Linked DNA regions of Homo sapiens: region 2 is linked to region 1. A link is an interaction called in ENCODE POLR2A ChIA-PET data of the cell type or tissue named here. Cell type or tissue: GM12878. All regions are shown on one strand. Each heading gives the region's core, and the rest is flanking DNA. Links, peaks and the distances in the headings are about the cores only. Region 1 overlaps ARHGAP26 (Rho GTPase activating protein 26). Region 2 overlaps ARHGAP26 (Rho GTPase activating protein 26).

The links. ChIA-PET counts read pairs that join two places held together with the same protein. Peaks named below come from ENCODE experiments on the same cell type or tissue, not always from the same donor. Only the 100,000 strongest peaks of a DNase experiment are listed, where the experiment ranks them.
Region 2: POLR2A ChIA-PET joins it to region 1 with 6 read pairs; 5 of 35 experiments call an interaction of 5 or more read pairs at or near these places.

What each region holds. Positions count from the first base shown.
Region 1 is chr5:143,026,874-143,031,275 of GRCh38, forward strand. All of the region lies in intron 12 of ARHGAP26 (Rho GTPase activating protein 26), which reads left to right. Among named protein-coding and RNA genes, the nearest start is that of ARHGAP26-AS1, 160 kb to the left of the region's middle. In GM12878, for the core only: a CTCF peak has its summit at 3,634; no DNase peak of the experiment used is centred there; H3K4me3 peaks cover 474 bases; H3K27ac peaks cover 1,097 bases.
Region 2 is chr5:143,094,823-143,099,224 of GRCh38, forward strand. All of the region lies in intron 17 of ARHGAP26 (Rho GTPase activating protein 26), which reads left to right. Among named protein-coding and RNA genes, the nearest start is that of ARHGAP26-IT1, 95 kb to the right of the region's middle. RefSeq lists an enhancer at 1-20. In GM12878, for the core only: no CTCF peak of the experiment used is centred there; no DNase peak of the experiment used is centred there.

The DNA of each region.
Region 1 (4,402 bases), core at 144-4,143:
GGCAGCTTGGATCAAGGTATTAGCAATGGATATGGTGAAGAGTAGTTAGATTCTGGATACGGTTTTAAGTTATTAGTGACAGGATTGGTTAATGGATTGGATGTGGTGTGTGAATTGGATATAGGGTGTGAGAGAAAGCAAAGATCAAGGATGATGTTACTGGAACAGAATATCTTACAGGTAGAATATGGTCCTCTCCCATCTCATTCTTTCAGCCAGGTTGAACATAGTGCATGTTTGGGGACACATTAGGACTTGAGCTCCCCAATTTATTATTTCTGTCACCTTCATGATTTTTTGTGTTTTTTTTTTTTTTGAGATGGAGTCTTACCCTGTCACCCAGGCTAGAATGCAGTGGTACAATCTTGGCTCACTGCTACCTTTACCTTCCTGGTTCAAGTGATTATCGTGCCTCAGCCTCCCAAGTAGCTGGTATTACAGGCACCTGCCACCATGCCTAGCTAATTTTTTTTTCTTTTTTTTTTTTTTTAGTAGAGACAGGATTTCATCATGTTGGCCAGGTTGGTCTCGAATTCCTGACCTCAAGTGATCCACCTGCCTCGGCCTCCCAAAGTGCTGGGATTCTGGGTATGAGCCACTGCACCTGGCTGACTTTTTAAATATATACATATACTACTTTTATTATTAATTTGCTTACTGGTTTTAAACCAATTCATCCATTTTTTACCTCAGTTTATTTAAAAAAGAAATATATTTTGCTATGTGTGATAAATCAGTAGATTTCTAATATTCATTAAAATAAAAGTATAACTGAGAAATGTTTGTGAACCTCTTGGAATCATCCCATATGCCAAAGTGGAACAATCCAGCATTCCATATTAAGATGCATAGCACTGGCAAATAGTTGTTGTCCAGCAGGGAATGTGGTATAGATACTGGCAATTGACTAAATTAAGTCATTTTTGTTTGTTTTTGGTGGTAATAATCTTAATTGCTTAGTATATAGTACAGTGTTTTTCCAAGTGGGGTTCTCGCATGTACTGATGCATAATTGCCGGGAGAGGGCCCAGAATCTGCATTTCTACAAGTGCACTCTTGTTCACTGGAGTTGAGAGCCGCTACTGGAATAGAAATGGTAGGATCCACAGAACCTGATCCACAGCCCCCAGTTCCTTTCTGACTGTCTCTAGCAGAAAGCAAAGAGTAGAAGAGGATGAGCCCAAGAGTCAGACTGAGTTAAATAAAATCTTGGTTCCACTACTCACTGATGCTATAATCTTACAGAAATTCCTTAACCTGACTGAGCGTAGGTTTCCTATCTACAAAATACGGATGATGATGATGATGATGATGATGATAAGAAAATGATGCACCTAACTGTGTAGCTCAGAGCAATGTAGTCTGTGCTCAGTAAGTGTTAGCCACGGTTATCATTGCTGTTGTTACCACTTAACGTGAGTCTGGCTTTCCTCATCATAAAAACTTAGCAGAGATATTGGGAAAATCAAATAAACTATAGTTTATTAATTTATTTTATAAACTGTAATGTATTATCCCTCATTACACTCATTAGTGTGAAAACACAGTAGTTATGAGTAAGAAGAGTAGCAAGACTTACCCTATGGGGTTATCATAAAGATAACATGAACTTGAATATGAAAAGTATTTCATCAACTGGAAGATTTCATTCAAATATTAGGATATAGTAACATTCTAATATTGGTAATACTAGGTAATATTGGTCATGATCATGTATTGAATACCAAGTAAATCCCAGTTGCTATACATTTCATTTGACCCTCGTAGCATCCTGTTGAGTTATCCCCATTATACAAGCGAGGAAGGTGAGCCTCAAAAAGGTGAAGCTAAGGTCATATCCAGCCAGAGGTAGCTGAGGCAGGGTTCTAATCCAGGTCTGTCTGGCTTTATAGCTCATTCAGTTTCCACTACCTACAATTCTGTCTGTGTGACTTTAGTTAATATTAAAGTTAGTTCACATTCCCTGAACATACCAGCCAGGGGGCAGAGAATAGTCTGGTGTAGGGATGGTGCATGGGGGTCCCTGGAGTGCTGATCTGGGATTAAAAATTGGCTGTGGGTAACCTCCACAATAGAGAATGCACACCCAGATAATTAAGAACCAGTTGGCCACCTTTCCTGGGCCCCACTGAAGCTTCTGAGAGCTGCTATCATGAGGACAGCTTTCCAGGGGCCACAGCCCAGGGAGCCCTGGCAACCCTGGGGCTTCACATGATTAGGGGAAAACAGGCAAGCCCTTCTAGTCTTCCCTCTGTGTGTGTGAAAATTGGAAATTATTCTTCAGGTGGAATTTATGTTCATTTCAATGTGGGTGGTTTTCTCAATGGCTTTTAAGGGTGTTGAAATTGATTAAATTCAGAATGAGGGAGGCCAACCAGGCTCTATAAAGAGCAAATCACATTGGAAAATTGCATAAATTTCTGTGGTGAGAACATGCCCCTGAAGTGGCCTGCTCACAGCAACTCGACAATTTCCTGTATCCATCCATCCATCCATGTTAGAAATCCTTTACTTCTCAGTTTTTTTTTTTTTTTTTTTTTTTTTTTTTTGAGGCAGGCTCTCACTCTGTTGCTCAGGCTGCAGTGCAGTGGCATGATCATAGCCCATTGTAACCTCAACCTCGTGGGCTCAAGCCATCATCCTGCCTCAGCTTCTTGAGTAGCTAGGGCCACAGGTTCACACCACCATGCCCAGCAAATTTTTTTTTAACCTTTTTGTAGAGATGAGGTTTCACCATGTTGCCCAGGTTGGTCTCAAACCCCTGGCTTCAGGCGATCTTCTCGCCTCATCCTCCCAAAGTGCTGAGATTACAGTTGAGAGCCAGGGTGCTCAACCTCAATCCTCTTGTTTTTATGCATAACCTACAGTGCTTCCAGCAAATTCCATTTCTCCCACAAAAAAGGTTTGGTTTGTTTTTTTCTTTTTAATCAAAGGAGAATTGACTAAATTTCCTGGGGAAAAAATTCAGACTAGGAAAAACTTGTTGAATACCAGCTTTAGGGACAGTAACCCTTTCTAGTTCATGTTGAGGCTAATTCAGTAGATTAGCTCCTCTCCTTTGGATGAGGATTTCCCTCCCCAGGGTTTGGTTAGAATTCCAGGGATGCAGGCATGGGGTCGTTTGGGGGCATGTCCTAGTGTGCTGTTTTTATAGACTATATATATGTGTCCATCAGTCAACTTATAGTATGGAAAGTTTTCTTCTATTCAAATTGGGCGATTTGGCCACTTCTTGCCAAATTTCTTGGTTTTCTGAATACTGAAGGTTGGAGTTGAGCAACTGCAGGTCAGTGATTTTCAGAAGAGGGGCTCTTGAGCCTGAGGAATCAGGTCTCACGGGTAGCATGATGGTCTAGCGGAGAATACTTGTGTTTTCCAGGGGCTCTCTTGACCCTCAGGCCTCAGGCCCCTCTTGACCCTCATTTAGATGGCCGAGTTAGTGTAATATGGAGAAGCCCTCCTCTCAGCCCCAGCTTCACACCACATGCAGCTCAATGATGATAATGCCTTGATGGACAAAATGCAGGAGGTCTAAAAGTGTCCAGGAAAACCTAAATTTGCTTTTGTCTCCTATGTTTCATGGCTTAGCTTGTGCCACTTTTGTTCTTCCTTTTTCTTGGGCCCATTCTTGGGCTTCGCTGCTAGGTGGCATGCCTGTATTGATACAGGAAGGAAGGAAGTGGTTAGATCAGCCTATTCATTTCTTTATTTAACCTTTATATCATCACAAAAAAAATGAGAAAGTGGAGGACCAAAAGGTTAAAAGAACTCATCTACTCTCAGAGGGTTTATATCAGTTGAAATTGAAAGGTCATTTTGACACACTGCCCCTCGGCAACTCTCTCTACCATTCATTCACTAATTTACCTATTCACGTATCCAAAATGAAAAATGACACGTGCATGCACACACTTCCAATTCATATCCATTGCTATAGTTGATGGTGAAAGATAGAGCTGTAGTAGCCAGTGAAGTAAATATACCTGGACCATTGCCCTCATGAATAAGTATTCTAGTTTGGTAGACATTTTTCACAGAATCACACATATCAGTGTAAACTTGCAGTGGTGCATCATAGTCTGAAAGAAAGGTTGATGGTCCTGTATCTGAGTGCACAATGGGGGCTTTAACCTAGGTGGGAACGTCTGAGTGAGTTTCTTGAGGAAAGGACACTTGAGGGTAATGTGAGTTGGGAGCCAAAGGCTCCCGTGCGAAATCCACAGTCTGTGCTGGGGAGAAAGCATGGTTAGTTGAATGTTCTTGAAAGACAGCCAGTGTGGCTAGGTGCTCAGAGCTGGCACAGTGGCCCCTGAAGAAGCTGGAGGGCCAGGCAGGGCCCCGTCACACACAGCTTTGTGAGCAAGTAAGGATTGGGGTTATTCTCCCAAGGGCAGCAAGGTGC
Region 2 (4,402 bases), core at 132-4,131, 68 kb after region 1:
AATGAGTCAGGGTGGAGCAGGTAATGGGAATGAGTCGGGGTGGAGCAGGTAATCGGAATGAGTCAGGGTGGAGTAGGTAATCAAAAAAGGTTGCTTTAAGAGGAAGTTAAGTTTAAAAGTAGAAGGCAAAGAATTGAACATACTGACATACTGATTATTTGAAAAGAAATTTAGAATTTATATCTAACAATAAATAGACTCATGTCTCTTGGTTTTAATTCTGTGAAAGGAAATTGTACCATATCACCTGGACTTTTGACTTATGGGTTCTAAGATAATATATTCTTACATATATACATTCATTTTAGATATATTCATATATTCATTATATATTACTATATAATATATATGTATAAAAACATATATACACAGTCACATACAATTTTTTTATTGAGGTGAAATTCACTTAACATAAATTAGCCATTTTAAAGTATACAATTCAATGGGATTTAGTACATTGACAGTATTATGCAACCATTCCCTCTAAGTCAAAACATTTTCATCACTCCCAAATGAAACCCTGTTCAAGATACTATATTCTTAACTCAGCAGTTCTAAACCTTTTTGTCTCAGCACCTCTTTACGCTCTTAAAATTTATTAAGGACTTCAACAGCCTTTGTCTATGTGGATTCTATCTGTTTATGTTTTACAGTATTGGAAATTAAAACTAAAACAATTTTAAAGCTTTATTTATGAATTTATTAAATGACATTTTACATTTTTGTAAATCTCCTTAATGTCTGACTTAATGGAAGATGACTGGATAAATCATATCTTCTTTTTTTCTCAGGCTGGAGTGTTGTGCTGCAATCTTGGCTCACTGCAACCTCCACCTCCCAGCTGGGTTCAAGCAGTTGTCATGCCTCAGCCTCCTGGGTAGCAGGGATTACAGGCACCCGCCACCATGCCCAGCTAATTTTTGTATTTTTGGTAGAGATGGGGTTTCACCATGTTGGCCAGGCTGTCTCAAACTCCTGACCTCAGGTGATCCACCTGCCTCAGCCTCCCAAAGTGCTGGGATTATAGGCATGAGCCACTGCTCCAGGCCTCATATCTTCTTCTTCACTCAATCTATTGTCATACAAAAATCAGTCCTAGCATATGCATATAGTCGGAAAAGGAAGAAATATTTTTAGTAGCCTTTTCAGATAATTTTGGATATTCTTTTTTTAAAACTCTACCAACATTCAACAAGTGGTAATTTTTTAAAAAAATTATTACAATGTGAAAAAATAAAATCATGTTAGTGAATTGTTCACATGCAGTTACATTAAGATCTATTGACCTACCTTGTACTTTGAGTGGATCTTTTACTTATGCATGATTTTTTCTTAGCCTACATTGCTCATTTAGAAAATATTAGTAAACTGCGTTATGCAGATCTTCCAATGCAAACATATTACATCATATAACATCAAAAAATTACATTTGTTAATATCACCACTTATTTTAAAAAGTCATTAAATATTGGGAAGTTGTCATGCTCGTGGTGCAGATCCAGATTTTCTAAAATTATGACGTTTTCTTGAAAGCATAAATTTTATCATTGCAACAAATATTACTGTTTTCCTTAAAGTAGACACTCACTTGGTTCATTTCTGAGAAAGTGTCTGCCAAATACCCAAGTGTCAGTAACCATATTTTGTCTGTCAGTTATTCTTTTACGTTTACATGGTGTTTCATGAAAAAAGAGGTTCAGCTTGCAACTCAGTCGCACAACTGCTTTCCCTCAAGTCAACTTCAGTATGCAGCAGAGGTGCTTTATGCACCTTTCCTCCTTCGTTATTATATAAAAGGTGTGCTAAAGGGTCAGGATTAAATAAAATTAATAATTTTGCTCATTTATCAAGTAAAGCTAGGCTTTTTTTTTTTTTAATCTGTGAGTGTGTAGCAGTGAAGAATACAATGACTATTGGTATAACTTGGTACCACTGTCTAGATTCATGCGAAGCATCACAGTTCAACTTATCTTTTTTTTGCATCTCATGGAACCCCTGAAGGGTGTTGGAAACCTCCCCGTAGTTAATGGACCAACAGAGAACCACTGTCCTAAAGAAAATAAAAATCACAAAATAGCTTTGTATGGCCTAGAGAACATAATATCCTCATTCTAGCCACCTCTTAAAAGAAGCATGTCTGGGCCGGGTGCGGTGGCTCACGCCTGTAATCCCAGCACTTTGGGAGGCCAAGGCAGATGGATCACATGTATCTCCATTTTCTGGACTCAAATACAGACCATGCGCGGTGGCTCATGCGTGTAATCACAGCTCTTTGGGAGACCAATGCGGGAGGATCTTTTAAGGTCAGGAGTTTGAGACCAGCCTGGCCGACATGGCGAAACCCCGTCTCTACTAAAAATACAAAAATTAGCTGGGCATGGTGGTGCGTGCCTGTAATCTGGGGTGGGGCAGGGGAGGCGGCTGAGGCAGGAGGACCGCTTGAACCTGGGACGTGGAGGTTGCAGTGAGCCGAGATTGTACCACTGTACTCTGCACTCCAGCCTGGGCAACAGAGAGAGACTCCGTCTCAAAAAAAAGAAAAAAAAAAAAAAAAAAAAAAAGAGCATATCTGACTGTAAAGTACAAATCAGAGGGAAATTCCCTGTGAGTACATTCAGGTAACTTTACCTAATTCTATAGAAGTCGTCATTTACCTTCCTGAGAATTTGACAAATTCTGTTGAAGCAGAGCTAATGTGAAAATTGCCTTATGCAATGGCCGGGCGCGGTGGCTCACGCCTGTAATCCCAGCACTTTGGGAGGTCGAGGCGGGTGGATCATGAGGTCAAGAGATTGAGACCACCCTGGCTAACACGGTGAAACCCCGTCTCTACTAAAAATACAAAAAAAATTAGCTGGATGTGGTGGCAGGCACCTTTAGTCCCAGCTACTCGGGAGGCTGAGGCAGGAGAATGGCATGAACCTGGGAGGCGGAGCTTGCAGTGAGCCAAGATTGCGCCACTGCATGCCAGCCTGGGTGACAGAACGAGACTCCAACTCAAAAAAAAAAAAAAAAGAAAATTACCCCACGCAACCTACTGATGTCTAAGATTTTTTAATTCAGATGTCTCTGACATATTTCATTTGGTGACAACGTTCAGTGGGACATATTTTGTATTGGTTGTAAAAGTCTGGAGGTTTTTTTAATGAATTATTTGTAGAATTCCAATTTTTAAAAAGTTGTAGTTCTGCCTTGGAATCTTCTCAGAATTCCATACAGTTTTTACTATACAGAAGAACTCTTCCTTTATAATAGCGCTGCCTCAATTTTGTTCTACTTGAGAACCTAATTAAATAATTTGGAGTTTCAAGCTTAGAATTCTCATTTTAAGCCTCCTTTAAATTCTTGTTCTACAGCTGTGCTTGACATATTTGACCATAAGTTCTAATGTTAGGGTTCAGACCATGTATTCTTCTTTAATATTTACATTGGATAGCATAACTGTTAAATGGTATTTTAAAAAGCCAATTCCTTCTAAGCATACAATTCCGCAATGTCATTTTAACAATAACGTAGGTGATTTTTTTAATTTTTAAATTAAATTTTGTTATATTTTGTACAAGTATGTTACTCTTAATGGTGAATTCAAGTTTGACTTAAAACCAGTTCTTGGGAATAATTAGTATGGGAAGTTTAATTGACAGTAAGGTCAGCATGAAACAACAGATTGATCAATCTACCCTCAAAAGCTAGTGTAATTTTAATCTACATTAGCTGAATTATTTTATCTAGAAAAGAGAAAGACCAATTCTTTATAATATTATCAACAGTGGGTAGACATGATAGGAAAACAATATTCAGCCCATAATATTGCAAAGAGAAAAAAACATGAAGATTGGACTTGAATCATGGATCTGTTCTTTCTTAGCTAGGTGACAACCTTGCTAAGTATTCAATTCCTCCGAGCCTCAGTTTTTTCATCTTTCAAATTGGAGTAATAACTTCTCCCTCATAGAAAATGAATTTAATAGTATAACACATATTAAGAAATTAACACATTGCCTTAAACTTGATGAACATTCAATAAATAGGGTTAGTGTTAAAGTATAACTTTAAAAATATTTTTTAAACATGACTTTGTGAAAGTATAGTATAGAATAAACACGTCAAAGGTCTATGAGGCTACCAGTAGAAATAGAAAGTGGCTTCAAAAGAGGACAGCAGAGGCTTGTTTATATGTCCAATGAAAGACACAATGCTGAAAAAAGGTCACAAAGTTTGATTTAAAACTGGTTAATGTTCTGTAGGGCAATAAAACCTCAACTTTTGAGATTATCTTTTCTGCTGGACAGAAGTTATTTGCATCTCTACCAGACAAAAATAATTTGCAAACATACCAATTTTAACTTAGTTTGATATCTATCTTTGCAGAAGCTGAGTCTTCATTCATAGTAAATAGCGT